5 separate regions of the Mus musculus genome follow, and regions 2, 3, 4 and 5 are each linked to region 1. A link is a loop called in an ENCODE intact Hi-C map of the cell type or tissue named here. Cell type or tissue: heart. All regions are shown on one strand. Links, peaks and the distances in the headings refer to the core of each region. The heading gives the core; the rest is flanking DNA. Region 1 holds the start of Gm39188 (a long non-coding RNA gene). Region 2 holds the start of Ints10 (integrator complex subunit 10). Region 3 has its middle 27 kb from the start of Ints10. Region 4 has its middle 30 kb from the start of Slc18a1. Region 5 holds the start of D130040H23Rik (RIKEN cDNA D130040H23 gene).

What was found. A loop is a pair of places that touch in the nucleus more often than their neighbours do. Peaks named below come from ENCODE experiments on the same cell type or tissue, not always from the same donor. Only the 100,000 strongest peaks of a DNase experiment are listed, where the experiment ranks them.
Region 2: a loop joins it to region 1, with 3 times the contacts of the local background. A loop is called at or near these places in 2 of 42 quality-filtered maps.
Region 3: it touches region 1 in a loop (14-fold over the local background); 2 of 42 quality-filtered maps call a loop at or near these places.
Region 4: a loop joins it to region 1, with 8 times the contacts of the local background. A loop is called at or near these places in 41 of 42 quality-filtered maps.
Region 5: it touches region 1 in a loop (6-fold over the local background); 6 of 42 quality-filtered maps call a loop at or near these places.

What each region holds. Positions count from the first base shown.
Region 1 is chr8:69,203,327-69,209,476 of GRCm38, reverse strand. Gm39188 (a long non-coding RNA gene) reads left to right here and starts at 480. Exons shown (of 2, transcript XR_870488.3): 1 at 480-618; 2 at 2,778-3,101. Zfp930 (zinc finger protein 930) reads right to left here and starts at 431. Exons shown (of 4, transcript NM_001013379.2): 1 at 318-431. The coding sequence starts at 320. In heart, for the core only: a CTCF peak has its summit at 2,823 (motif pointing right); a DNase peak (open chromatin) is centred at 2,826; H3K4me3 peaks cover 274 bases; H3K27ac peaks cover 585 bases.
Region 2 is chr8:68,790,518-68,796,667 of GRCm38, reverse strand. Ints10 (integrator complex subunit 10) reads right to left here and starts at 2,739. Exons shown (of 17, transcript NM_027590.4): 1 at 2,520-2,739; 2 at 1,990-2,057. The coding sequence starts at 2,648. In heart, for the core only: a CTCF peak has its summit at 2,652; DNase peaks (open chromatin) are centred at 2,167 and 2,777; H3K4me3 peaks cover 1,741 bases; H3K27ac peaks cover 1,310 bases.
Region 3 is chr8:68,763,455-68,769,604 of GRCm38, reverse strand. No RefSeq gene overlaps it. Among named protein-coding and RNA genes, the nearest start is that of Ints10, 27 kb to the left of the region's middle. In heart, for the core only: a CTCF peak has its summit at 2,648 (motif pointing left); no DNase peak of the experiment used is centred there.
Region 4 is chr8:69,116,096-69,122,245 of GRCm38, reverse strand. No RefSeq gene overlaps it. Among named protein-coding and RNA genes, the nearest start is that of Slc18a1, 30 kb to the right of the region's middle. In heart, for the core only: a CTCF peak has its summit at 3,208 (motif pointing left); a DNase peak (open chromatin) is centred at 3,095; H3K4me3 peaks cover 878 bases; H3K27ac peaks cover 547 bases.
Region 5 is chr8:69,265,534-69,271,683 of GRCm38, reverse strand. It overlaps D130040H23Rik (RIKEN cDNA D130040H23 gene), which reads right to left and starts at 580. Exons shown (of 5, transcript NM_001384124.1): 1 at 493-580. In heart, for the core only: a CTCF peak has its summit at 2,931 (motif pointing right); a DNase peak (open chromatin) is centred at 613; H3K4me3 peaks cover 569 bases; H3K27ac peaks cover 630 bases.

The DNA.
Region 1 (6,150 bases), core at 700-5,699:
GAACAGAAATTCTAGAGATGCTAGCTAAACTAAAACGGCAACCTGCCGTCCTCTGATGCACAAGAAGCACGGTGATGTTGGCTACAAAGATGTTTCTACGCACACACCATGTCCCCAAAGCTCTACACAGACGCTGCCCACAGGGTGAAGTTCTTCAGAGGTCACCACTTTGGTACAGGGAACTACAGAGACCGCATGGGACTTCATACAACTCCACATCTGGCCCACTAGCTTCCATCCAGTCCAAGGGTAGCCTACCAAAAGGGATGCCGAGGCTCAGCAGCCCACTTCTCCCAAGACTGCGGTCCCTTGCTCACCATAGCGTGGCTTCCAAGCTCGCGTGCACCCCTCACAGATCCTGTTACACGCAAAGAACCGCTTGCATTTTCCCAGCTTCGGAACGGAGCCTGGAGCCTGGCGCCCGGAAGAGCCCGCCTCCCCGATGACGCTCCGACTGCAGGTTCTCATTGGCTGATGAGGCCTGAGTGACAAGAGTCCCTCCTTTGGCGTTGGAGTTTAAGGAACAGCACAGAACAGTATTTCCTGTTGCAGATATTTGCATTTCAGGAGTCCTTGCTCTTGACCTGAGGTAGCTTCACTTCTATCTTTCCTTGCGTGGTAGGCACTTTCCCCTTTTCCTCCTTGACACAAGGTAGCTAGTTTAAATAGCACATTACAAAATGTGGAGTGGAGTGTTTCTCCTGTCCCACAAGTGGAAGGGTGCCCACGATATTAATAATTAAGGAGATTTTAGAAAACAAATGTTTGTTCTGTGGGTTCACGGTGAGGTCAGGTGAGCTACAGCTACGTTCTACCTGGCTGGCAAAGGTACACTGGACAATCCTGAGAGAAAACCTGGAACCACATCACAAACACAATGAAATGTGTTTCTCCCACAAGAAGGCTGGATGGTGGATCCATCCCTATAGGAGTTTTCTTCCTGAAATTCAGGTCTATCTCTTGACAAATTAACACTAATGATAAGTGTAGTCTCCACGGTAACTTGAATAATTAGAAAGAAATGGTTCGAGGAAGAATGTTGTTTATGAACACTATTCCTAACATTTTTCTGAGTTAAGGTGAGAAAACGCAGCTGTATTAGTCAAGGTTCTCTAGATGAACAGAAATGATAAAAATGAGCGTCTCTTTCCCTCTCTGTATGTAGAAAGGGGATTTATTAAAACGGCTCGCAGGCTGTGGTCCAGCTAGACCAACAAGTGCTGTCTAGCAACTAAAATTGGAAGAATCCAGTAGTTCAGTCCATGAGGCTGCGTGTCTAAGCTGGGCTTCACTGTATACCACATTTTCAAAGAAGGAGGCTCTAAAGGAATGAACTTGCTAACCAAAGATAGGGCAGAGAGAGAGAGAGAGAGAAAGAGAGAGAGAGAGAGCTTCTTTCTTCTCTATTTATGTGGACTGTCACCAGAAGGTGTGGCCCAGATTAAAGGTGGATCTTATCGCCTCAAAAGACCCAGAAGCGTCTTCCCACTTCATAAGTTTTAATTAAGAAAAATCTCTCACAGGTATATGCAACTTTTTGGGTCTTAGTTAATTTGTAGTCAGTTTGTCTACCAAGAATAGCCATCATAACAGACAAGACAGAAAAACTTGGAAATATTTCTTACCAGCAGAAAGCAGGGAAATCATTTAACAAAAATAAAAGACAGGAAGCATGGGGGTTTTCTTTAGAGAGCCTGGACACATTCGCGTAGAGTTCTGCCTGATTTGGTGGTGTTCTTAGCTCAGCGTTGGACAGGAACATATACAATTTATTTTAAAAGACAGAAGGAAATGTCTCTGGCACGTTCATCTTGTACCTCAAGGTCATAATTGAAACTCATATGTTAATTGAACCCAGGGAGAATAAGACCACTACCACGATTTTGAGACAACTTGAACCACCTAAGAGCTGGCCATCAACTGGATCCTAAGTGCTGTAAGGAAACCAGACCTGAATCCACTTCTAGTGCCTCTTTTAAGTAGTAAAATCACAAGCTTCTGCCAAACAGGTTTACAGAAAACAGACAATGAGACAATAAGAAAATACAGGAATAAACAACCAAAGGAACAAAAATGTGGTCACCATAGAGGGTCAGGTATGTTCAGGATGTTCTCAGAAATATGAAGAGGCCAGGGGTCAAGCAGATCAGGCTCCAAGAAAAAGACTTAAATAGAGCAAATCAGTAAATGGGGTATTTTGAGCAATACAGCATAATGGCTCCTGCCTTCAAACTGAAGTCAGGTAGGTTCCTCACAAGTAAATGACACTGTGAATGTAGCTTACTTAGGAGCCAATACTACCTGTTAATTATGGCCAATACTACCTATTAATTATGATGTATGCTCTTAAAGGCAGATATATCAATGCAACAATTCTCGCAAACATACAGGAAAAGTCACCTATTTGCACAGTAGACGTACTTAGATGAACAGCTATGCTGAGCTATTCTATGCTCAGAAGAGCATTCTATGCTTTTGCCTCTGAGCAGGCTGGCTCAGAGGAAGGCCACAGCTGCTTCCATGCAGGACCAGAAAGAGTTCATTTTAACTAACCCTAGCTGCTGTCTGTCTTAGGACTGTGACAACACCAAAGAGTATGTTGAGTATTTTTCTTCATAAATGAATGGGGAGAGATTTTAGACATTAATTGGTATCCACATCACTGAAATAGCACGTCAAGGCACTGGAGAGATGGCTCAACAGTTTAGAGAGGTGGCTGCTCTTCTAGAGGATCCAGGTTTAATCCTTCTTTTTCTACCCTTTATTTTATATTTTAGTTACCTGGGTATCTGCCTAGTTGTGTCTGTACGCAGTACCGGCAGCATCCAGAAGAGGGCAGAAGATACCAACCATTGGAGTCACAGCACATTGTTAGCTACCATGTGTTACGGAAATGGAACCTGGGTCCTCTGGACAGCACTCAGTGCTCTTATCTGCTGAGCCAACTCTCCAGCCCCTCTTCTTTGAATTTAAGGTTTACTTTTGTACTTGTTCATTGAAATATATTGCATCTCATACACCCTTCCTTGTCCTCCCTCCTTCCCTTCCCAAATTCTTCCTTGTCATGCATGAGTAAGTACACTCTTAATATATGACTACAACCTGCTGAGTCTGTTGTTGTTGTTGTTGTTTGTTTGTTTGTTGTTTATTGTGTGTATATAGTTTCAGGAATGATTACATTGCATTAAGTGGCCAACTAGGGAGCGTATTCCTGCCTCAGGCAGATTCTCTGACTTACAGATGAATTGAACTGTTTAATGAACAGTGGGAGTCTAACCCCTCTAATGACCTAGGCTGTCTTGGACAGCAAGTATTATAAAGATTAGAAACCTAGGGATGGGAAAATACACGAGCAGTTGAGAACACTGCCGATTTTCTGAGGGCACCCAGGTTTCCTTCCCAGCACACTCAGCAGCTCACATCTATCCCTAACTCCAGCTTCAAGGAATCTGAAAAAATCTGTTCACCTCCTAGGCAGCCATAAATTCACCAAGCAGGAATGAGGCAAAGTCACATAAACAGGCAAAACTCCCATATACATGAAATACAAGTGAAATACTTTTTCTTAAAATGAAGAAAAAGAGGAAGGGGTGAGGGGAGACACCTGGCACCATAAAGCTTATTTTTTTCAAGCTTGGTGTGGTTTTGCATTCCTTTAATCCCAGCAAGCAGGTCACAGAGGCAGAAAAATTACTGTAATTTTGAGGAAAGCCTGTGCTATATAACACTCACACACAAACACACACACACACACAAGGAAAGAAGAACAAAACTAAATAATAGAGGAAAAGGAGCATGGGGGAATTGGGAGAGTGTAAGACCTCTGCTCTAGAGCTACAGTTAAAACACACCCCTTCCTGGGTTCCTCTACTTGGAAGGGGAGATTTTTCTGTGTTCTGATCTTCCACAGAACACTTCTGTATAGTTACCTTTCTCTTGCTATTATAAAACTCAACCAGGACCAAGCCAATTTATAAAAGAAAGTATTGGGCTTATAGATCCAGAGTCAGAGACGTTGCTCACATAATAAACACATAACAGCAGGAAGACCTGAGAGCTCACAGTTTGAACCTTAGGTATGAGGTAGAGAATACACTGGGCATGGCCAGAGGCATTCATAGCCAATAAGCCCAGCCCCATGATACACCTCCTTCAAAAAGGCCACACCTGTAATCCTTCCCTAAGAGTTCCACCAACTGGGAAACAAATAAGACTATGGAAGCCATTTTTTTTTTAATCAACACATCTTCCTTCAACTCTTAGATAGTGACAGAGATTTTGTAGCTGACCAAATTCTACCATAATCTTAAATGAGACTGTTATGTTTCCAACATACAATGCCACAGAATATTAGCCATACTTCTATCTACCAATGCTCTATTTTTGTGATGTTGTATGTAATAGTCTTACATTTAATCTTCAAAGCAAAGTTTCAGCATCATATCTATAGCCAGCCTGCACTCCTGAAGTGTGGTCCAACTTGTCAACCATTGCTTATCTTAGTTGTAACTTCTATTTAGGACTTCAAAGGGAAACCACGGGTATCACATCCTGTCTTATTGCTATATGTCCTGGGAAGATTATTTTTCCAAAGTGAAAATTTCAAGGTAATGTCAGACAATTATAACTTTGGTAGATTTGGGGTATACCTATCAACAGTGATTGCTACATAGGTTTATTTAGAAAAGAAACAATGTTACCAATTAAGGCAGATGTCAGAGTTTCCATTACAGAAAGAGAATTCTTTTATCTTTAATCTCAAGTCATCTCTCTCAACTATACAAATTAAATTTAACCAGTACAGTACTAAAATTCTCATGTGCCATATTCCAAGAGACAGTGTATGCTTTGCTAGGAAAAGAGGCGGCTCCAAAGAAAAGAAGTACCACATTTACCTCTCGTTTCCAAATGACTTCTATGAGTGCTCTGTGTGTGTGTGTGTGTGTGTGTGTGTCTGCAAGTACCAGACATGCATGCGGAGCATAGACATACATGCAGCCAAAACACATATAAACCTAAAATAAATTAGGAAAAAAACTGGGAAAAAAATTAGTTGTACTGGAGTTTAGTACAACCAGTCAGTGCATCAGAAAATGGTTATTATGTTGTGATCAGAATATAAAGAAAATTTCCCCATAAGTCAAGGTAGTGGGAATTGGCTTGATTTGCAGAAGATATATGAGATTAGTGTTTATGCAGAGTGAGTAATGGGAGATTGTGCTTACATGTCAAGTACACTGAGGTGAGACCTAGTTTGTGGTTGTCCAGCAGTAAACACTGCCATTTAACATTTATGTCTGGGTGAGCAGCAGTAGACACTGCCAATTGCTATTAACGTTTATGTCTGGGTAAATGAAGAAGAGAAGCTTTGCTTTATTTTCTTTGTACTCCAAATTAAAAAAAAAAAAAAACTTAGGTGTCTTTATTTTAATGGGAAAAATCTCCATTGATAAACAGAATAAGTAGTTATCTGTGTCATATTCCAACCTTAAAAAAAATCGCCGGGCAGTGGTGGTGCACTTTGATCCCAGCACTGGGGAGGCAGAGGCAGGCGGATTTCTGAGTTCGAGGCCAGCCTGGTCTGAGGGTGAGTTCCAGGACAGCCAAGGCTACACAGAGAAACCCTGTCTCAAAAACTAAAAAAAAAAAAAGAACATGATCTCCATGATCTCTCAGCACTCAACAGCATTTACAGCCCTGTTTTCAAAACACCTCCACTATCTGCTCACAAAATTATCTGGAAGCATAGACTCCACAAAAATCACATTAGTCCAAACTGCAGCCACACATCTCTGATATCAACTCCTATTCTAGTTCCATTTTATTTACTTATTCCTGTTTGTTTACTTGTATAAATAGCCCGACCAAATCAACCATAGGGAGAAAGGCTCTGTTTGTGCTGTGATTCCAAGTTATCATTTCAGAGGTGTACAGGGAGGAACTCAAGCATTTACTCACATAACACCCACAGTCAAGAACAAACCAGGATGACTGACTGCACGGTGGTGCGTGCCTTTAATCCCAGCTCTCAGAAGGCAGCAGCAGCCCTGAGACATGTGTGAGTGCAAGACAGGTTGATTTTCTTACTGATATCTAGGCCAGCCTGGCCCTGTCTCAAAACCAAAACCATGCAAAGTAATAACAACAAAA
Region 2 (6,150 bases), core at 1-5,000, 410 kb after region 1:
AAGAACAATAGCATTTAGAGAAACCCATTTTTCTTTAGGTGAATGATTACATATGTCTGAACAAAGGATAGAAATACACAAAAATAATCTATCAGTTTGAAAAATTTGAGAGTACTCATAAAAATCTTTAGACATTGTTGTGAATGAGGGGCTGGAGATGTAGCTCAGTTAGACTGATTGCTTATCATGCACAAAGCCCTGGGTTCCAATCCTGTATTCTACAGCACAGGTGTGGCGGTGAATGCCAGTAGTCACAGTGTTTGAGACATAAAGGCATGAGATCAGAGGTTCAAGGTCATCCTCAGATACTTTTTTTTTGGGGGGGGGGGAGCGGCTCTTTTCTTTCTTTCTTTCTTTCTTTCTTTCTTTCTTTCTTTCTTTCTTTCTTTCTTTCTTTCTTTCTTTCTTTCTTTCTTTCTTTTCTCGAGACAGGGTTTCTCTGTGTAGCCCTGGCTATCCTGGAACTCACTCTGTAGACCAGGCTGGCCTCGAACTCAGAAATCCACCTCCCTCTGCCTCCCAAGTGCTGGGATTAAAGGTGTGCGCCACCACTTCCTGGCCTCAGATACTTTAATAAATCTGAACCCACAGCAATCTAGAGGACACAAAAGACGTGGTCTCAGAAAGAGAAAACAAAAGCAAGCCAAGAGCCTTCATGCATTCACCCGTTTACACTGTGACCAGTCAGCTCCAGCTCCTGTTGCTATGCCTTCCCCACCAGGATGGACTGTATCCTTAAAACCTGAGTCAGGACACACCCTTCCTTTCTGAGCTGCTTTCTATCAGTCACAGCAACAGAAAAAAATAACACTCTATTAAAAACAACAAGAAAAACAAGAACAAAACTCACAAAGGTAAACCACAGGCCAGAAATAACCAAAGAGAACAGTCGCAGCGACACTCGTATGAGGGGCACCAGCAGTATAGTAGCCGGGCGGTGGTGGCGCACGCCTTTAATCCCAGCACTCGGGAGGCAGAGGCAGGCGGATTTCTGAGTTCGAGGCCAGCCTGGTCTACAGAGTGAGTTCCAGGACAGCCAGGGCTATACAGAGAAACCCTGTCTCGGGGGAAAAAAAGAAACAATGATATAGTAAGATATCATTTTCCCCATGATACAGGTGGGGTGTGGCGGCATAGCCTCTGTCCCAGCTAAGAAAAGAGGAACAAGTGGGTCTGAGTTCAACACTACCCTGCCCAATAAAGTGAGGTTCCTCTGTCTCATGAGGAAGAAAAGGAAAAACAGGGGTGGTGGTGGTGGAGGAGATGAACATATACAGGTTGGCAAAAATGTGGAAAACTGCCAATTCATATATATACACATATAAATATATATGTATATATATATATATATATATATATATATATATATATATATACATACATATATATAATTTGTGGAAACAGATATTTAGGCTATCCTTTTTAAAGAGTAATTTGATAGATGATGAATTGTACATATCCCTTAGCTACAAAACATCAAAATATGGGTGCAGAATTACTCACTGACATTCCAAACATAAATAAATTGGAAATTAACCATGCACCCAGAAAATGATACATGGCCATTAAGAACATCAGTTGTCTCTATAGACTAGACCCAGAGGGTCCACAACAGCGGGTTATGAAAGTACACTTCAGGGTAGAATGGCCTCGCTTTTATCAGCTACCCAGTGTATGTATGTATACATATGGAGACACACAAAACTTAGCTCTGGGTTAGAAGGGATTTCACATTTCATTCTATCAATTGCTGTCTGAATGTTTGTAATGAGCCTATGATAAATCACTGGCTACAAATTTGGGGATTAAAATACAAGAATTAAAAAGTCGTCTCTGTAGAACGCCTGTTGGCAATTAAGGCCTGAATTCTGGGTACCAGGGAAGAGGATGATCTTGCAGAGCCCCGACTGCTACTATCAATTGTTCATATCTGAAGAGGACCCCTTCAGATATCAACAATAGCTCCCAGAACGATCCCAGTTAACTCACATGTCATACAGCAACCTCCCTGCGGTGGCAGTCCTCTCGGCATTCCGTTCGATGGTGTACATTTCATACTGAAACAAGGCAGACAGGGTCAACGGCTTCCACGGTGGTAGCTGGTCCAGCTCCAGCCCACCTGCAGCACTGCTCAGAGGTGGGCCTTCACCCAGAACACCCACGAAGGGAAATGAGAGCCTGGTGGCCCAGAATTCACCCCATCTGCAGGGCTTCTAGGATCAAGTGGAGTAGAAACGTCCCCAAAGAAGCAGCAACTGAACAGATGGCTGCTACCATGATCAATGAATGAATGCCCTGGGCCCTAGTGGCAAAGATGCACTGTACAGGATCAACCAGACCCGGATTTACTGTATGGTTTCCGCCTTTGCAGGTGCTGGGGAAAAGGTTGGTCAACTGTCCTGTGGAGCAGGGTAGGAGCAACGTGGGGAGGGGGACAGCGGCCGCGCAAAGCGCCCAGGGCCACTGGGCTCGGCCAAACGCTCTCTTCCGCGCGTGCGGACGCGCCGGGTCTGACTCACCTGGATGTTGAAGTCGGCCGGGTAGAGGCTGCGGGCCGTGATCAGCCATGCCTTGGCTGCCCACAGGTCCTGGGGCACTAGTTCCCGGGCTCGCTGCACCAGAAACTCACAGTCGCCCTGGGCCGACATGGTCCCGGGTTTTTGCCCTTCCAGTAGGCGACACTAGGGCGCCGCCAACCCCCAGGTGGCCACTGCGCATGCCCAGAGACCAGCCAACCACAGGCCGCAGAGGTTCTGTAGAGTCCTATGGAAACTACGGAGACCTGGATTTTCATTACTCGGATTGCCATCCGTCGATGGTAGCGCGCCGCTGACCGCCTGGGAGTAAGCGTCAGAGTCGGCAACCCTGTGCTCCAGGTTCTTGCGTTCTCCTTTGATTCCAGCCCGGGTTTGAAGGTCCGCGACACGCTCAGACACGGAGCGGCGGTCCTTCGGTGTAAATAAACCTGGTGCCCAGGGTTAAGGTGTAGTTTCGAAGTGTCGCGGAGGGCTGGGCCTGGACTGTGCAAGACGACCCCACCCTCGCATGCGGAAAGACCCTGGATCGCCTGTTGCTTTTGAGCTTTGCCAACATCTTTGCCCCTGCCCCAGGCATTATTTCGCCTGAATCTTATTCTTTTTCTCCTATACGGAAAAATTAGCATTTAGAAGATGCTCGGCTGGATGTCCGAACCACCTGCTCTGCAAGAGTTAAAAAAAAAAACAAAAACAAAAACAAAAAAAAACAAAAAAACAAAAAAAAAACAAAAAAACTTTGATCATTTGAACAATGGAAAATAGCTGCAGTATAAATCGGTACCGAAATCCTGGCTTTGGTTTTGCATTTGAACAACCACAATAACAAAACAGTCCCCCTGTTCTGTTGACAAGGCAATATTCATTTATTGAATTGGAAGTGTCCGGAAAGTGAATTGCTAGCTTTGGTTTTCCGTCTAAGTGCATGTATATATATATATTTCTTATAGGTGTTTGTATATAGTTCCTATCAACTGTAGCCATCATTTGCCACTTAAAACCAGGACATCGAAGAATTCAGAGCTGGTTTTCTTTTCTTTTTTCCTTTGAGACATTCGGTCATGGCCCAAGCTGACCTTAAACTTGGCAAGTATACGAGGATGATCTTAAACTCCTGATTCCTGACTTCCATCTCCAAAGTGCTGGAATTAAGGACATGTGCCTGTTCTGATTAATTTTTTTTTCTTTAACAAAGAAATTAGGAATTTACTTATTTAAGTAAAAAATACAGATATTAAAAATAAATATGAATATAAACATTACAATAGTGAATTGCAGTTCTTGGATGAAGCTTTGTTTATGTCAAAGATTATTTGTGAAGAGAAGGGACATAGGCTACGAAACAAAACTATTTGGGGCAATAAACATCTACATCATCTCTGATATCTGACCTAACTGTCTTCTTCCAGATAAGCTTTTTAGGAGGGATCTTTAAGCCTGGAAGACTTGAAGCTCCAGTAACCTTCAAGTTAAGAATGAAATAATACCTGGTCTTTATGGAAGAGGTTTCCCAACCTTTCTCTAGCCCAGCTACCCGATGTCTATGCTGGCAAATGCATTGATCTGTTGCTCTCTTTTGTTCTGTGATCCTAGAAGCTCAGGTGGCTTCCCTACCGTGAACATATCATCCAAGGCAAGGTGAGACCTGGCCAAACCATCTCATTCATATTAAGCTTTGAATGAACTTTCTTTTAAGTTCCTTTATTGTTTTATATCGATCTTATTTATAGAAATGTAAAAATACAGGCTTGCTAATGAATAATTTATAAACAAGTAGTAAAAATTTGTGGTGAATTAGTGTGCTGATTCAAAAAGTGCAGAGACAGAGGGGTGTCGTTTTAGGTAAAACACCAAAAAATGTCAAACTCAAGTTTGGTTATCCTGAATTTTTAAAGGAAGTCTGAAAATTTAGCTGGCCATAGTGGCTCAAACCTTTTATACCAGTACTTGGAACAGAGGCAGGTGGACCTCTGTCACTTCAAGGCCACCCTGGTTTATTTAGGCAGTGTCAGGCTAACCAAGGCAAAGAACAGAAAGAGAAACCAAAGAGGCTGGAAAGATGGCTCAGCCACCCTGGTTTATGTAGGCAGTGTCAGACTAAACAAGGCAAAGAACAAAAAAGAGAAACCAAAGGGGCTGGAAAGATGGCTCAACAGTTAAGAGCACTGACTGCTCTTCTGAAGGTCCTGAGTTCAAATCCCAGCAACCACATGGTGGCTCACAACCATCCGTAATGAGATCTGTGCCCTCTCCTGGTGTGTCTAAAGACAACTATAGTATACTTACATAGAATAATAAATAAATCTGAGAGAGAGAGAGACCAAAGAGGGAATAGGAGTTCTGAAAATTCACAGGTGGTTTGAATGAGAATGGTCCCCACAGGCTCATTGGTTTGAATCCTTGGTCACCAGGGAATGGAACTATTTGAAAAAAATTAGGGGGTGTGGTCCTCTTGAAGGAGGTGTGTCATTGGCTGGAGTCTCACTCTTCCTGCTGCCTGCAGATCAGGATGTAGAACTTTCAGCTACTTCTTGAGCAGCTTATCTACATGCTGCCATACTCCTTGCCATGATGGCAGTGGACTAAACCTCTGAAACTGTAAGCCAGCCCTAATTAAAATGTTTCCTTTATAAGAGTTGGCCTTGGCATTGGTGTCTCTTCACAGCAATAGAACACTAAGACAGAAGTTGGTGCCAGGAGTTGGGTATTGCTGTGACAGGCTTGACCATACTGCGTGTTGGTGGAATGTTCGAACTTTGGACTAGAAAAGCAGTTGAACACTTTGACTGGGTTTTAATGGGACATACTACAAGGAGCACCAAAGGCAGTAGTGCTGAAAGATGCCCGTTATGACAGGTGAGCTCAAGGGGCTTCAGAGAAGAATGTTAGTAAGTAGACTAAAGATAGTTGTTGGTGAAGAATGTAGCTGCTTTCTGCCCTTGTCTGAAAAAATAAATCTATCTGAGGCTAAGTTGGAGAGTTTTAGATTAATGGTGTTGGGAGAGGAGATTTCAAGACAGCTTAGTATTGACTCTGTTGTGTTATTAGAAGTCACTCTTATACAGATCTATAATGAAAAAGAGAAAGCTGCGAAAGAAATAATATAAAATGTACAGTTTGAGGAGGAAACGAGCACCAAAAAGTGTAATGGAGCTAAGTTTAGTGCCCAAGGAGATTAAGAAGTTTAAAGAAAGGCCTAATGCTAAATGAAATAAAGGGAATGGTGACTTCCAGGCAAGACTCTACCCAGCTGAGCTTCCAATTGTGGGAAATTAAATTTAAAATTAAAGAAAAGCTTAAGCAGCTAAGTAAACATCAAAACCAGAAAACTGGTGAAAATGTATGTATCTGAAGAAGGAGGTCAAGTTCTACCCCTAGCAAGATCGAGACCTTGTCAGCTTTGACAACAAAGTTTTGGCTTTAGAGTTGAAAGAAAGATGAAATTTCAAGACCTGTAAGTCATACAAAGTACTCAGAAATTGCTGGTTGTTTGTGAGCCTAGAGGCTGCCTGGGGCTGAGAATAAAGAAAAACAAACCCGGGAATACTCCACAGTTAAAACATTCCTGGGAACATCTTGACCATAAAGATAAGAGGAATGTGAGGACATAACAGGG
Region 3 (6,150 bases), core at 691-5,690, 440 kb after region 1:
GACAGGCGGATTTCTGAGTTTGAGGTCAGCCTGGTCTACAGAGTGAGTTCCAGGACAGCCAGAGTTATACAGAGAAACCCCCCCCCCCCAAAAAAAACTTCCATTCCTATTTCATGAAACATTTTTATCATGGAAATGGATAAAATTTGTTAAATGATTTTTCTGCATCCATTGAGATAGCTATGTGTGTTTCTATGCTCTGCACAACCTCCCATTATAAGGATATATATATATATAATTGGTTTTTCATAAACAAGATGTAAATATGATCAGGTATGTTTATATGTGATATGCTACAATGAAATCACTTATTACATTGTGCTTGTGTCTGTGTACAAAATCTTTTCTTGAAGGTAACTATCCTATACAGGGGCAACACACTTCTACAGTTCCAATACTTTTTGGGAAGGGGAAGCAGGAAGATCAAGAGTCTGAACCCAGTCTGTCTGTCTGTGACTGTCTCAAACAGAGGAAATATTTTTCCCTTCATGTAGTTCTAGAAACATGTCTGGCACAACCCTTTTGATGTGCTGCTCATTTTGGTTGAGTTGCATCTTGCTGAGGGCTATTGGGTATATCTTCAGATGAGATTGTTGCTGGATAGCTGTACTGGCTGGTTTTGTGTGTCAACTTGACACAAGCTGGAGTTATCACAGAGAAAGGAGCTTCAGTTGAGGAAATGCCTGCAGGAGATCCAGTTGTAAGGGAGGGCCCATTGTGGGTGGTGCCATTACTGGGCTGGTAGTCCTGGGTTCTATAAGAAAGCAAGCTGAGCAAGCCAGGGGAAACAAGACAGAAAGAAACATCCCTCCATGGCCTCTGCATCAGCTTCCTGACTTGCTTGAGTCCCAGTCCTGACTTCCTTTGGTGATGAACAGCAATGTGGACGTGTAAGCTGAATAAACCCTTTCTCCCCAACTTGCTTCTTGGTCATGATGTTCGTGCAGAAACAGAAACCCTGACTAAGACAATAGCTTTCTTGTAGTGTCTCTGTCTGCATTTGCCATTGGGTTGACCATATCCTCTATAGTTAGGAAATATACTCTCTCTTCTTTGTGTTTTGGGGAAGAGTTTGAGAAATCAGAGTTAATTCTTTTAATTTCTTTGGTAGAATTTACCAGCAAGACCATTTGGTCTTGGATTTTTCTTTATGTAATTAATACCTTTGATTTCCAAATCACTCTTATGAGTTATCTGTCTGTCACTTTTATTTTTTAAATTTCCCTTGGCCCAGCATTATTTCCTTGGAGAAATAAGTCCATTTGGTCTAATTTGTTGGCATGTTCAAGTATTCTCTTATAATCTCTTTTATTTCCTTAACATCTGTAACAATGTCTACTTTCCCTCTTAGATTTTTATAAATATTAGAAGGACATGAGTAAATTTTAAGTGGGAGACTATTGAATCAATCAATCAATCTATCTATCTATCTATCTATCTATCTATCTATCTATCTATCTATCTATCTATCTATCTATCTATCTATCTATCTGTTTATTTATTTTGGTTTTGCCTTTTTGAGATGAGGCTTCATGTAGCCCCCACTGGCCTTGAACTCTCTACAGCTTGAACAAGTCAACGATGACCTCGCACCCTCTGTTCTTCTGCTTCAAGTGCTGAGATTATTGTGCTTCCACTCCTAGCTCTCAGACCCCTTGTCCTAAATCTGTGCAGCTTATGTCTCAGGAGGCCATCCTTAATGCCAAAGATTTAGAACTAAAACTCCTGAGTCTGGTTGGGTTAAAGTAAATGGTTACAGATCTTCCTTCAAAAATTTCCAGTGCTTTTGGAACATGTAATTTCTATCTCTGAAAGAGACTGTTGCAATGGCGTACAGACTGGCTGCTTCTGTTTTCACAATAACATCAGGTGTGCAACATCTCTAGATGTTACAGTACTGCAGACAATGGAGTAAGAAGACAGTATCCCGATTTCATGTTTCTTTAACTGCCCCATTGCCTATTGTTATGCATATATTATACTATATGTTATATATAATATATAATATACATGTATACTATACATATATAAATATACATATATAATATATATGTATATAGTTAGTTCACTCTATGTGCGCCTGATTCAACTTCATAGAGAATGTAGGTAAAAAAAAAAAAACATAAAGCAAGATTTCCACTTTAAAAAATCAGGAATAGTTTCTAGAAACTAGAAAGCGTTATAAAGACCAGAAAATACAGTATCCTTAAAATTGACAGAAAAAGTTTTATTGTTTCAGTGAAGTTTAGAAGAGTCAATGACAGTGTCTCAAATGAGAGATAAGGGTGGTGTGAATTGATACATTTTAGTAATTTGATAATACATCTATAACTTTGAGCCAATAGTTATCAATAAATACTGTCTGAAACATTATCTTAAATAAGTTAAGAGTTTTATGTGGAAAAAAGAAAGCCATTTGTATGGTAAAATAAAATAGATTCATTTGGCAAGATAGGAATGAAGTATAAAAAAAAACCCCACGTTTCACTGTGGAGAATGCAGATGTCACTTGCATCAGGAATGTCTCAGAATAGTGTTTTTCAGCTGGGAATTTCTGACCAAAGGCTGTTATTAATGGCTGTTTCTGAGGGTGGTTTTGTCTGTCTTGATATCAGGTAGTAAGTGGGAATGTGTTGCTGACATCTAGTGGTCAAGGTGAGACATGCTGTTAACAATGTGTCCTGCCCCCACCCCTCGGGCACCCAGTGCTATCACCACCACAGAGAATCCAGTTGAAAGGAAAGCAAGCCATCAGTGTGCTTCTCTTCTCACACTAGGCACTGCACATAGACAAGAAGAGTTAGGATAAAAAGTTCAATTTTAACTACTTTTTGATTAGAGAGTAAAAGCAAAATGTATTACATTTGAGCTGCAACTGAAGAGAATTCGATAGTGAATATCCATGTTCCAGGGACACATTCTAGTCTGTTTAAAGAATAATGTGAGACAAAGCAGGGATACTTGGAACTCCAGAACTACAGCCAGAGTCTGTTCAAGTGGTGGTGGTACATGTCGTCAGATGCGACTTCTTAGGGATGATCTCAAAGAGAAATGTCATGGAACCAGCCAGTTCTGTAAGTCTGACGATAGTGTCTGTTGTTTCTTGATCTTGCCACCTTTATTTAAAGACCTGTCCCTTCTTTTACCACGTAAGAAAGCTGCAAATCACCTGCCTAGGTTTCCATGAGAATTATTACAATGCAAGGTTTTGTTGCAGAGCCTTTTGGTTTATCTTTTTTTGTGAATGATGCTTTTTGTTGTATTTATTAATATCAATTTCACTTATGAATAAACTTAATAATGGAAACAGATGAAAAAAAATCAAGTGCACGTGTGACTTTGACTATTCTGTTTCTCATTTGATAAACTGATTATTGACATGGGAGTCAACCAGCACCTTTTTGTCGATTGGTGAAACCTGGTTTCCTTTGACCATGAAATTGTCTTATGAAAACACAGATCCTGATGAGAGAGAAGATGGCTCTTGTCCAATGGGCTCACACTCTCTACCTCTCCAGGGCTGACACTTTAACTGACCTACTGCCTGGACTGTCTTGGAAAACTACCTCAAAGGTGATATTTTGTTACCTTTTAACATATATTTATTTGTATTTTTTTAAACTTTTTTTTTTTTTTTAAATCACCTCTGCTAAAGTTATTTTCATGTGCAGCCAACTTTCAAATATTACCATTTTGGATGAATGGCCAAATTAGGTAATTTGGAACCAGGATACATTGATTTTTCATCTTGACTTTTTTTTTTTTTATCCTAACATCAGGTGAATTTGACTGGAAAGCAAATGGCTATTATGAAAGCAGTTTGCTATTGTTACAGACTTACTTACACTTCGCTCAGCTGGAAAAAGATGTAGAATGGATGTAAAGAGCATAAGCTGACAGAACTGAATGGATGATTGGTTGTAGGCTTTTTCTTTCCTTTGTTTTTGTTCTGTTTTAGCAGCAAGAAAAGATATTACTTCATACCCTCTCCCTACGGTAACAGTTTTGTTTTCTACTGTTAATGACATTATATATTTATAGTTCTATGTTTACCATTGTGCATGTACTGACAATAAAACAGTATATAACATTACTTGAAAGAAAGAATGTGTAACTCTAATTTTATCGCCAAATTATTATAGAACTAACAAAATGGCTCGGATGACAAAGGCATTTAGCTGCCAAACCTGACAGCCCAAGAGTTTGACAGCTAGAACCCACGTGTAGAGAAAAAGAACTGACTCTTGTTGTTCTCCATGTATGACTTCCACAACATACGTTCAAATAAATAAGTGCAAGTTTAAAATAATTATTCTAGAAATATAACAAAAAATTAAGATAGCTATGAAATAACACATTAGCACTAGATAGAAAACATGTATAGAAAACATGTTTTTATGAGAGCAGTTGCTACCAGGTGTAGTGCCCCACATCTGTATGCCCAGCATTTAAGAGCTTGAGATTGCAATGAGTTCAAGGCCAGTGAGACTCCATAGCAAAAATCTGTCCCAAAAAACAAAAGGAAATGTGTAGTTGTTATTAATACCTACAATCATATAGACAAAACTCTTTATAATTATAAATATATGTATACATCATACTATTATTAAATCAATGCAATTAACACACTTCCCATCTGATATAAACTATAACTTATTTTTCTCTTAAGACCACTTGAAGTGTAACCTATTAGCAATTTTCTATTTTCAATGCACTATTATTAAGCACAGTTACCACATTATACAATAGAACTCCTGAATTTGTTCTTCCCAATTGAAACTTTGTATCTGTTGACCTATAATTCCTTCAACCCTCTCCTCTAGAAAAGTTTTTCTTAAGATGTCAAGGGTCCAGCCCAGTCTTTACATACATGCTAGGTAAACTGTCTATCTCTGAGCATGTCTAGTATTATTGGGCAATATTTTTTTACATATACAATGTGTAAGAGTTATTATGCATAATACTTTACAGATGTCAATATGATGGTGATAAAATTTATATAAATAATGATGTGTGAAAAAAATTTCCCTTAAACTCATCACCAAATTATGGTTAATAACTTAACTCACACTGTAGGCTCGTTCTGAGTCTGACATGTGGTTAACCACTTGTTCCATAAATATTTTTACTGTATGTGTTTATTTTATGTGTGTATGTGTTTGTGAGCATGAGTGCATGCCACAGCACGTGTGGAGGTCAGAGGACAGTTTATGGGAGTCAGTTCTGTCTTCCCATCATGGTGGTCCTGCTGATTGAACGCTGGTCATCAGGCTTAGGGGCAAGTGCCATCTAAGTCATCTTACTGGCCTGGAGTCATTTTTAAACCCTAGCTTGTCACCATCTTTCCTTTTAAAAGGGACGATATCCCAAATGCTCACGATATTCTCTTTAGTTTTCTTTTCTATTCCTATCTACACAAAACACCATCATAATCCAGGCTGTCTCATAGAAATTGTTTTTTTTTTCCACTCAGTACTTTTTAATCTTATCACTTCATGTTACTGCAGTAACTTCTTCCTTTGAGCAATTATTCCAAACTGTATTTGTGTATGCCTGTATGTTATGCATGAGTTTGGGTTTGATGTGGCCTTTAAAGGGATAACTAAGGCAAAATGAAATCACTGGGGTAGACTCTACTCCAATCTGTGTGCTTTAGGCATCTCGAGGGCCTGGATCACTGTTTTCCAGAGAGGACTTTGTTTTACCTTTTGTTATGTGTGTCAGGGGATGCTACTAATCTAGGAGCAGCTTGGCTCCTTCAGAATCCTCAGCTCAATGCTGTAGTGGCAGGTTTGCTGTCTAGACTCTGTGAGGCAGTGAAGGTGTTTGCTACTTCACCTTGCAGCTCTATCAATTGCGATTTGTGTGGTTTCCTGCTATACTATCTGGTAGATGCATGTGTAGGACTGACCACCACAAACATACTCTTTTATTAGTGCAATGGCTCTCTGAACTCTAGTAAAAGTCACTTGTTCTAAAGCTTAAACTGTATTTTCCAACTCCTTTTGTGCATATTTTCTCATTCTTTGACTTTTCCCTTGTTTTTCTTCTCTTCTCTTCTCTTCTCTTCTCTTCTCTTCTCTTCTCTTCTCTTCTCTTCTCTTCTCTTCTCTTCTCTTTTCTTTTCTTTTTGTCCTTCCTTCCATTTTG
Region 4 (6,150 bases), core at 511-5,510, 87 kb after region 1:
GTTGAAAGGATCCAGACAGAGGCAGGTTTGTGGTAGCCACTTTTATTCATAGCACCTGAGGGGTAGACGCAGAAGGATCTCCATGGTTGCCAGGAAAGCCTTGGCAATGTAGTAAGACTTTTTTAAAAGAAAAAAGTGTGAGATAGATAGGTTCGCTGTGACTCTGTAAATGTCCAGATGGAAACAGACTGTAAAGAGAAGAGCTGCTAGACAGGGGAGGGTCCCTGAGGATGTCTAGCCAGTGGGCATTAACTTCTAGGGGTTGTTTAAACCCTCCCTCTGTTAGGAAGGGGGTGGGTAACTCACTCAAAGCAACTTGATTTCCCCCAGCACAAGACTGGGTCCCCAGAGTGAGGCACTGGGGCCAGACCCCTTTGAAGTGCAAATGCAGGTCCCTAGCGCAGCCCGACCCCGGAATAATCAGTGCCTCGCATCTGCTGCCCCGCTAGGTCTTTGCCGGAAGTGCGCCCTGCCAGCTGCTCTGTTCTCCGAGAGCCCCACTGGCTAAAGTCAGGTGTTTGTAAGGATCGCAGAGCCGGGTAATCAGCACTTAGCAGGGAGAGGGAATTAGAAAACAGTGTGTTGGTGTGCTCTGCGGCAGCTGCGGGCCCATTTTTGCATCTGCTTACAAACCTGCTGTCCGGGCGGCGACCCCTGCTGCTTTGCTTGGGCTTTGGGAGGGAGCATGGCCCTTTGTTTAATCGTAGCCTTCTGACTAGAGCCCTGGGGCATCTGGGCAGGTCTCAGAAAGGGGTGCGGGATGGGGGTGGGGGAGCAGATGAGTTTAGATCCGAGAGTAACTTGGTGATGAGGAAGTGCAGGCTTAGCTCACTGCGTCTTCGCGGTCCAAGCTGGCTGCTCTAGCTCATCTTCAGTCCAACCTCAAACCCCAGAGGTATTATTATCGTCATCATCATATTTTTTATTTGTTTCTTTTTAAACGAGACGCCCAAACCAGCACCCCAGACTGAAGGGGTCTGCTCCAAAAGCCAGAGCTTGCGAAGTCGATTGAGCAGAGATGACTGCAGTGTATATCTCTGATTCTGGGGCTTGAGTCCAGTTATCCATTTTTCCTTCTATAAAATATTAGTTGTCTGCTATCCTCTGAAAGGTTTGCCCTTTCAGAAAACACTTAGTATAGAGCACACGCACGCACACACACACACACACACACAAGCACAAGAGTATAATGCCAGTAACTGGGGTAAGTTACTTTGTCAGGAGCCATCTAGTACAGGCTAAGGCTAGCAGGTGGCCTTCCTGGAGGTGGCTCACCGTTTTTTGTTTCTTTTTGTTGTTATTGTTGTTGGCATGATCTTCGATGGGTGAGCTTGATGGCAAGGTCCCAAAGAGACTTCATCTCAGGATTGCTTCTTGTAGTTGATATGCCTTTCTTGTCGTTATTAAATTAATATAATAACCCCTGGGCATTAGCCCACCCTATTGGTCAGATTTCCTACAGATTAACATAAAGATAAACTTTCATGAATTAATGCTATTTTGATGAATTATTGATTCTATAGAATTTCAGATTTGATTCCAATAATTTTAAGAAAAAAGTTTTTTTTTTTTTTTTTTTGGTTTTGTTTTGGTTTTTTGGGTTTTTCGAGACAGGGTTTCTCTGTGTAGCCCTGGCTATTTTGGAACTCACTCTGTAGACCAGGTTGGCCTCGAACTCAGAAATCTGCCTGCCTCTGCCTCCCAAGTGCTGGGATTAAAGGCTTGCACAACTACTGCCTAGCTAAGAAGAAAGTTTTAAGAGCTGGTTTTAGTTGCTTTGCTAGAAAGATGTAATACTGTTAGAATCAAGATTAGAATGTTCCCACTCCTCATAATAGTAAGTAAAGGCTGCATAAATATAATGAGCTTTCATAATTACACTAAAAAGAGAAATAGGCTTGGGACAAATTTGTGTTCAAGGAAAAACATTTAGGTTCAAAGACAAAGTCACAGGTGTGCACTATGATAAGGCAAGGCCATGTAAAAACTGTTGCTTTGAACTTATAACAAGCTTGCAAATGGAAACACTGCCTTGAACTTAATAGCAACATCCTTCTGTAACTCCCATTTTATGTAACATTTTATCTCTGAGGTAATTTTCTAAAGAACTTTTTGTCTAAGAAGATATAAAAAGGCCAGAGAAAAGAAATAGTTGTTGGTGGGATGGTTTGGCTTGGGGGGCTTTGCCGCGTCCGTCTGTCCTCCATCCATCCATATGTACATGTCTGTATATATACGAGTAGGTATATGTGTATTATGTAAGCATGCATTAATACTTTGTGGAGCTGGCAGACAGACTGTCCAGCCCAGCCAGCGTGTGGGTGTATGAGTGTGTCTGTGCATATCTGCCTGTATAAAGACTTTTCCTTTCCTTTCCTTCCTCTCTGGTTCACAGAGTTAACCAGCCGAGTCACAGAGGCTCTGGCTGCCTGAACAGAGAAGGAAACAAACAATAGCAATAAATTCTTTACCTAATCACTCTGCTGTTAGCAACAAGTGTCGGTAGCTCCCGAGGCAGGTAGCTTCTGGCCTCAGAGTAACTAAAGTCAAGATAGGTATGTGTTATTATAGAAAGGAACCCCACTCTTTCCCAAGACCCCATCTTGCCCCTGATGCTCCTCCCCCTCTTCAGTTTTGCCTCTTCATAGAGGACCCCTGCCTGGGCTAAGCTCCTGGCACCACTGAGAGCCAGAAAGTGCACATAAAGTGAAGATCCTTGAGGAAACACAAGGTGCCATACTAGTTTCAGGCTTGGAATACATTCTTCTAGGAATGGTCACGTTTCCCACCTGTTTTGTCTTCCATTTGAGAAAAGATGCAAGGGCAGCCATTGGGTTTTGTGATGTGGTGCAAAGGATAAAAGGCATTCTTATGGGAATCTTTAAAGCCCAGTGACTTCCCAGGACACGGAGGGGAAAACCATGTGCGGCTTCCTCATCAGGCTAACTCATGGTTGTTCCCAGAATTCCTTTGGTTAATGAAACCCAGTGGACTCAGTAAGCCTTGAGATCGCTGCCAGGCTCACAGTAAGTACCGACGCCAGCCACTGCTCTCCAACCTTAGGTGAAAAAACTTTGGTGAGGTTTTTGGTGTGCAACAGTGGAGGCTACAAAGACAGACCCGGGTGGAATGAGAGCAAGGGAAGGAAAAGAAAGGAAATCTCCGAGGAACACCAGGGGCCCTCTACTGGCCAAAGCATTCAACTGCTTTCCTGCCAGGTTTATTGACACCTTGTGGTGAAAACTAGAAATGCAGAAAGTGCTACAAGTTTGAAAATTAATTGTATGTATTTTTTTTTTAATTGTATGTATTCTTACACTGGGATTAAAAATACTGACGCCCTGCTGGGCGGTGGTGACACACACCTTTAATCCCAGCACTTGGGAGGCAGAGGCAGGTGGATTTCTGAGTTCGAGGTCAGCCTGGTCTACAGAGTGAGTTCCCAACAGCCAGGGCTATACAGAGAAACCCTGTCTTGAAAAACCAAACCAAACCAAACCAAACCAAACCAAACAAAACAACAACAACAACAACAAAACCAAACCCTGACACCCTGAGAAACTATTGGCAGTTAATGGCTTTTGGGAAGGGAGAATTAGTTTCCTTCAGAGATGGCCAACTTGGGAGGCTAGCCATGGTCCCACATCCATACACACACAAGCAGCACTAAGTGGACTCATTTTAAATATGGGTAGCTCCTAGTCAGGTCCCTGGCCTGCCACACTGGATTAACCCTTAAGGGAGGAGGTGGACCCTGTTCTTTACATTAGATATAACATCTGCACAAAGCAAATGAAACACATCTACACAAAAGCACACCTTTGTAAAACTCATTCATGATGATCCGAAAATGTAAATGACTCAAATGCCCACCAATCAGGGAATGGATGTATGCAACATAATTTATCTAGACATTACTCAGAAATAAAAAGAAATGGAGACATGTTTTAACATTAATAATCAGTGAAATAAGACAGACACAAAAAGCAACATACTATGGTTCTAAAATCGAACGGGTAAATCCACACAGGAAGAAGAGTGGCAGTTACCTGGGACAGGCTATGTCCCAGGAAATAGGGAATGACTTCTAGTTGGTACAGCACCGTACGAGGACGGTGGACATGAGATTCTAAGACTATGCTGAAGACCGCTGCATGGCGGGTAAATAGGCAGACTGTTCAGTATGTGGTGTTCATGGTCCACATCCCCTTCAGTGGCTCAGAACATTCTCTGTACTCCATGTCCTCCTGTAAGTACACAACCCTGTACCTTTATTAAATGCCTTCGTGGCTTAATACGTGCATTTCACAGTTCAGAGTACCTAGCAAAATGCATGGGTAACTGGTATATTTTCCTCAAAGAGAATGCTGGAAAGGGCTCTTCAGAGGGTCATAACCCGTTTTGAATGTTTGTAGTGAAGTCAAACGAGGCAGTAAATCTGCAATCATGTCCTGTGCTCCCAAATGCTGGCCTAGCCTAGGTCCAAACTACTTACTGCAGAAGAATGAGCTGCTCCTAAGTGAACTCACACGCTGGCCACACAAGACAGGCCACTGCTAGCTGGAACCTGTTACTTTTATGAATGGACCTGAAAGGAAATTGCTGGCCAAAGTCTTCCCATGTCAGCTACCTCTTCACTGCTGTAACTGCACCTCGTACCCAGTCCCTTTGGAACCAGACTTGTCTCCTGGTATTGCCATCCTCCTGTCAGCTTCTGTCACTTTAGACAAGTGTCTCTCATGGGACAGGGACGGGGAAGCACACAGAGCACATTGAAGAACAGTGTTTGCTGATCCTCCTGACCAAATGGGAGGCAGAGGAGTAGACTCATTAGTGTTGGCTTTTAAAGCTGTTCTACGGTCCTGGGGTTGAGGCTCAGTGCTAGTTAATACCCTGGATTTAATGGCCAGCACCTCTGTAGTATTGCTAAAGAAATGTTTTCTCCTAGTTACCTTTCTTCTCTTCCGTGGGACTTTAAGCCTCCTGAGTGCTAAGAAAATGGGTGTTCAGAACTATGCTTGCAATTGTTTATGAAATGAAAAACAAAAGAACCGTTCTATTGCTGCTGCTTTGAGGTTGAGAACCAGAGTCTCACATACACTAACGAGGCAAGTTTCTAGCATTGACATGTATCCTTAGCCACAAGAACTGTCAGACACATGTTCATTTTGGTTAGATGAGCTGTTGCCTAATTACGCCACTGACTGACCCACACAGGACACTGATCTCTAAGTATATGCATTTACCAGCAGCCGCGGCTCTCCTAGAACTAGCTTTGTAGATGGAGCTTGTCTAGAACTCACAGGTCTGCCTGTACCTGCCTCTCAGGTCCTAAGATTATGTGCCACCACCCTGGGAAATCTCTTCTTAGATATGACTCCTCACATCTGTCAAATATGACTCAGTGCAACTTTATCTTTAGAGTTTCTGACAGAATTCTTTGTGCTTACCTGTACTTTCCAAGGTCTGTCTGCACAATGCGTGTGTGATGAGTAAACCATTGCTGAAATTGGTCTACTGCTAGGGCTATGCCTGAGTGCTGCTAAAGACTAAGTGCTGGGAAAAGCACAACAGAATCAGGGAACAGAATGTCTCAGTTCAAAGCACGATGAGGTTTAAAGTCATTTCAACTTGGATCAGTCTGGCATCACTGGCTTGGTCCCAAGTTCTGTATTTGCAGGACTTCTGGTCACCCACATGGGAGAGGCTTGGATTCTCAGAGGCTAAGAATCCTACCTACCTTCTAGAAAATATACAAAAAGAACAGAACAGATTATGAAGATCCCCATGCAAGGAAAGATCTGGGTTTAAACTGCTCAGTGATGGGAAGAGGAATCAAAAACTGTCTGAAGGCCGGAGTATGCCACAGCACGTATGTGGTCAGAGGAACACTTTTTTTTTTAAAAAAGATTTATTTTATAAATGTGAGCACAATGTCACTGTCTTCAGACACACCAGAAGAGGGCATCAGATCTCATTACAGATGGTTGTGAGTCACCATGTGGTTGCAAGGAGCTGTACTCAGGACCTAAATTGGTGCTCTTAACCACTGAGCCATCTCTCTGACCCCAGAGGAAGACTCTTAAGAATTGCTCTCTTCTGCTTTGTAGATCAGGGGCTTGAACCCAAGGTCTTCAAGACTATGCACTG
Region 5 (6,150 bases), core at 472-5,471, 62 kb before region 1:
AGCTAAACTCTACTTTGCGTGACTTATTATCTCCTAAGCATTGGTAAATCCTTTCCATCATCAACTCTACCCTTCTCCATCACAGATTATTAGCGGAGTGCTAACGAACACATGAAACGCCATTTACTACCTCCCCAAAACTAACTCCAAATGGATCGTACTCCTAAATATTAAATATGAAGCACAGAAATTCTAGAGATGCTAGAGAAACTGGGACTCTCTGAGTTTGGCAAACTGCCATCTTCAGATGCAACAAAAGCCTGGTGAAACTGACTACAAGGATACTTCTACACACTACCCCTGTTCCCAAGGCTCTGCGCAGATGCAGCTCCCAGACCACCACTGGGGTCTAGGGAGATGCAAATACCACAAAGAATCTCACAGCAGGCTGCATCTAACCACTGCTTCCCATCCGACCCCAGGGAGGGCCAACCACACGGGCTCCCGAGGTTCACAAGCCCACTGCTCACCAGGCAACCGCCCCTCGCTCACCATATCTTCTCTCCCAGGCTCGCGCTTAAGCCGCAGGTAGTGGCAAAGAACCACTAGCACTAAGGAAGCTTCAGATTCCAGCCTGCAGAAAGTCCCCCGGAAGAGCCCGCCTCCCCTTCTGACTGGAGGTCCGCCTCAAGGGTCTGATTGGCTAATGAGACTTGAGTGACAAGAACCTCCCCCTTATGCTTAGAGGATGCAGAAGGGACACAGCACAGTGTTTGCTAGAGCTGATATCAACCCCAAGGCCAGACCTTTCCCGGATATGCACATATTTGCATTTCAGTCGCATTTGCCCCTGCCTCCAACCATTCACCCTTCCGCCTTTCTGCACTCAGCAACATTTCCTTCTTCCTCCTGGACACTGGGTGGCTGGCTTGTGCATCTCATTTCACAATGTGGAGTGGAGTGATTTTTGTGTCCCACAAGTAGAAGGGAGCCACAATATTAACAATTAAGGAGAGATTTTAGGAATCAAAACGTTTGTTCTTTTGCTTGACACTGAGGCTAGGTGAAGTTCAACTGCATGTAACCTGGGAGGCAAGGGTACGTCAGAATATCCTGAGAGAAAAGCTGGAACCAGATCAGAAACACAATGATAGGTATACCTCCCACCAGAAGGCTGAATGGTACTCCACTCCTATAGGAGTTTTCCTCATGAAATGCAGGCCTGTCTCCTGACAAATTAGTAATAATGAAAAGTATAGTCTCCATGGTAACTTGAATACTTAGAATGAATTGGTTCATAGAAACATGCCTTTTATGAACACTATTCTTAGCCAGCATGTTCCTGAGTTAAGGTGAAAAGAACATAGCTGTGTATTAGTGAAGGTTCTCTAGATGAACAGAAGGGATAAAACAGATCTCTATGTAGGTAGAAAGGGAATCTATTAGAATGGCTCACAGGCTGTGGTCCAGCAAGTCCAAGAAGGGCTGTCTACCAACTAAAAGTTGAAGAATTCACTAGTTCAGTCCATTAGGCTGGTTGTCTCAGCCGGTCTTCAGTATAACCCACGATTTTAAAGATAGGGGCTCTAATGCCAGTAAAGAAATGAACTTACAAAAGTAGGCTGTTACCAGAAGGTGTGGCCCAGATTAAAGGTGAATATTGTCACCTCAAAAGATCCTGAAATGTCTTTCCACTTTAAAAGCTTTAATTAAAATCCCTCGCATGTTTTCAGCCCATTGGGTTTTAGTTAATTCCAGATGTATTCAGTCTGACTATCAAAAATTGCTATCACAGCAGACAAAACAGAAATGCTGAGCCAAAGTTCTTACCTGTATGGGCATGGGAGTCATTTCCAAAGCAATGCTGTTTCTCAAAAAAGGAAGCATGGGGATTTTTCTTAGGAAGCCTGGACACATTCACGTGGAGTTCTGCTTATTCCTCAACATGCTCATTTAACAAATACACTTTTGAACATGGTCGCAATCTAAAAGCAGAGACGTTTATGTGCCTTCTAACTCAAAGTCAAGCAGGAACATAAAAAAATTATCTTAAAAGATGGAAGGAAATGTCTCCGGCATGTTCATCTTGTACCACAAGATCATAAATGAAAATCATGTGTTAATCTAGCCAGGAGAGAATAAGGCCACTACCACAATTTTGAGCCAAATTTGAACCAAGCTTGATTTTATTGGGATGCACCCAAGAGCTAGCCAGCAACTGCCCCCTAAGTCAGGTTAAAGAGAGAAACCCTTCATTTTTGACCCACTTTAAGGAGTAAAATCATAAGATTTGCCAAGCCAGTTTACAGAAGGGAGACATGGAGGCAGTAAAGTAATATGAAAAAATATCTCAAAAACACACACTATGGTCATTATGTGATTAGCAAGAGTGGTTAGGAAGGGTCAGGAATGTTCAAGGCGTCCTCAAAAATAAATCAAGGTCATGAGTTGGGACAGGTCAAGCTCCAGGAAACAAAATTAAAAGCAGCAGCTCAGCTCTTACAGTAAATGGAAACCTATTTTTTAAAAATACAGCATAATGGCTGCTGCCTTCAAAATGGAGTCAGGCAGGTTCCTCATAAGTAAATGAGTCTGTGAATATATCTTACTTAGGAGCCAATAATACCTGTTAATTATGTTTTATACTCTTAAAGATAGATGTATCAATTCAATAATTTTCACACATACAAATGAGAGAGAGCACAAATATAGCAAACATCAAGGAAAAGTCACCTATTGGCACCGTAGACACTGTACTTACAGTGAACAGCTACACTGAGCTATTCTATGCTCAGAAGGCTGCTTTCGCCTCTGAGCAGGCTGGCTCAGAGGAAGGCGATGGCTGTTGCCATGCAGAATAAGAAAGAGTTCATTTTAACCAACCCTGGCTGCTGTCTCTCTCAAGACTGTGACATCCACAAAGATTTATTTTTCTTTTTTATGTTAGTAATGAGTGTTTGCCTGCATGAGTCTATTCAGAACCCACAGAGGCCAGAAGAGGGCAGACGATCCCAGCAACTGGAGTCATAGCATATTATTAGTAACCTTATGTGTCCTGGAACTGGAACCTGTGTCCTCCGGAAAACACCCAGTGCTCTTAACTGCTGAAGCATCTATCTCTCTAGCCTTACTTTTTTATTTAAAATTTCCTTTTATACTGGTTGATTAAAATATATTACATCTCACACACCCTTCCTCGTCCTCTTTCCATCTTGTCCCAAAATTTTCCTTGTTATGTATAAGCAAGCTCTTAATATATGACTACAACCTGCTGAGTATTTTCTTATTTTTGGCTGTGTGTTTATGGTTTCTGGGCTGATCACATTGCACTGGATAGCCAATTAGGAAGTTTGTCTCTGTCTGCAGCTGATTGTCCTACTTGTAAGAGAATTGTCCTCTTTAGTGAGAATGGGAGTCTGATGCCTTAATGCCTTAGGCTATATTTTTTAAACAAATTTCTCTGCAGTTTGCCTGTGTGATATGATTATGGATGTGTAGACAGATGCAGATATGTAGATATAATAACTGGATGATAACTGTGTGGACCCTTTCTTTACATGGACTCTGAATATCCAGCTCATGTTGCCAGATTTGTACCCAAGAGGAAGTTTTCTCAGTAAGCCTTTTCACTGGTCTGCAAATAACACTTGCAGTAACATTCCACCAGTAAAAGGTATGTCTCCTTTTAAAATCTCATAATCCAAGTGTATAAGTCCATGGATAATCTGAGTAATAAGCCCTACTTGCAAGCCAAAATGATAGTCATACCCTCGTTTTTCTATGCGTGTTACTTTATTTTGAAGACTAAACATAAAAACCTGTGATTAGGAAACTCTCATAAACAGAATCTCAGAAATGCAATGTGTGCCTGTGAGATGGCACAGATGTGTGCCTGTGAGATGGCACAGATGTGTGCCTGTGAGATGGCACAGATGTGTGCCTGTGAGATGGCACAGATGTGTGCCTGTGAGATGGCACAGATGTGTGCCTGTGAGATGGCACAGATGTGTGCCTGTGAGATGGCACAGATGTGTGCCTGTGAGATGGCACAGATGAGATGTGCCTGTGAGATGGCACAGATGTGTGCCTGTGAGATGGCACAGATGTGTGCCTGTGAGATGGCACAGATGTGTGCCTGTGAGATGGCACAGATGTGTGCCTGTGAGATGGCACAGATGTGTGCCTGTGAGATGGCACAGATGTGTGCCTGTGAGATGGCACAGAGGGAAAAGGCGTTTGGTGCTAAGCCTGATGACTGAAGTCAATTCCTGAGAGATCCACATGACTCCCACACATTATACTCTGACTTCTTTTTTTTTTTTTTTTTTTGGTTTTTCGAGACAGGGTTTCTCTGAATAGCCCTGGCTATTCTGTATACTCTGACTTCTACACTTGAACTATAACATATGAATATCCACACACCACCACTCAAGGAAATACCTAAAGGCACCAAAGTCACTTACTAATGCAAGATACTTGCTGCCAAGTTTGCTTACATGCATTTCATCTCTAGAACTTAGGTGGAGCAAGGAGAAAACAGACAGATATAAGATGTTCTCTGATTTCCACATGTACTCCATGGCACACAAACACAGGTATACCTTTTGTTTTGTTTTGTTTTGTTTTGTTTTGTTTTGTTTTGTTTTGTTTTGTTTTGTTTTGTTTTTCGAGACAGGGTGTCTCTGTGTAGCCCTGGCTGTCCTGGAACTCACGCTATAGACCAGGCTGGCCTCGAACTCAGAAATCTGCCTGCCTCTGCCTCCTGAGTGCTGGGATTAAAGGCGTGCGCCACCACTGCCCAGCTACAGGTGTACCTTTTTAAATAGAAGAAATTAACAAACCACAGAAAATAGCCAAAATATTAAATGAAAAAAAAAATATGATACGTTTAAGAAGTTGGGATTAGTATCTTAAAATGTTCCAAGAATTGTCACTGTTTACCAAAACAATGACAGTTCCTTTCATTCTTCGATTCAATGATAGCTCAGTTTAAAGGCTTATGTTAATTGTCTAGCAGTTCACAAACCCCTGTAACTTCACTTCCATTATGTCTGGCATCCTCTTGTCCCTGTAGGCACTGCTTTTTAAAAAATAAATAGACAAACACACAAACACATCCATGCTCGTGCACACACACACATCACACACACAAACCACACACATACTTTATTGTCATCAACATCAACATCACTATTGTATAAAAATTTAGATTGGATTTACAGGTTTTCCTTATTTAATATTGGCCATAAAATACAATGTTCTTGAATTTGTCCTGCAATGATAGAACTGTAACATGTAATCAAAATAAATTATATTTCTTCTTACCACTTGTATTTCATTCTTGGTTTGCATCTGTGAGACTTTCATTGCTAATATTTTTATGTGTCTGTTTATATAAATACTAATAAAAACTCAGTGATTCTTCTATATAGCTCCTATCAAAAAAAATTAAATAAAAACTTATGTTAAATTTTGAAAACTATTCTAATTATATATTCTATTATAATCTGGACATGTTCATGAATGTGAGTTGATTTGTTTGTTGTTTGTGACATTTATTAAGATTTAGTGTGATATTGTTCACTTGCATGAGAGTAGTAGGTGAGAATTTAGTTTTGTTTTCAGTTTCAGGTGAAAAGAACATGATCTTTTTGCTGGTACTCTAGCTGGTCTTTCCATGATCCTTCACAACTGTATTATCTCTGTGAAAGAAATAGGTGAGCTAGTAACTGAAGGGGAATTGATTTTGGCTACAGGTTCAGAGACTTCAGTCCATGCTCTAGAATAAATTGCTTCTGTTTTGTTTTTAATCTCTCTGTATCTCTGTCTTCCCCTCTGTACCTGCCTCTCTCCCTTTTCCCATCCCCCTTCTCATTTTCTCCTTTCTCACTGGGGGGGTGGGGGGGTGGGGGGGATCTATGTGTGAACAATCCCAAATTGAATATCAGATCACAGGAGGTGGAGTTGTAGGCACTTGTGATGTACTGACATGTAGTCTTATTCAAATTCTGGTCCTCATGGCATCATCAAGTATTATTAATCGCTGGCCATCCTTGGCTCTAGGATGAGTTTTTAATGTGCTCGGCCATTTCTACAATTGATTTGCCAACTGTATGACTCTTAGCATTTCTAAAGAGTCTCTTGATAGTATTCTGTGAACTGTTTAAAGAGCTTTGGGGAAAGTATGTATTTGATGTTCATTTACACCCA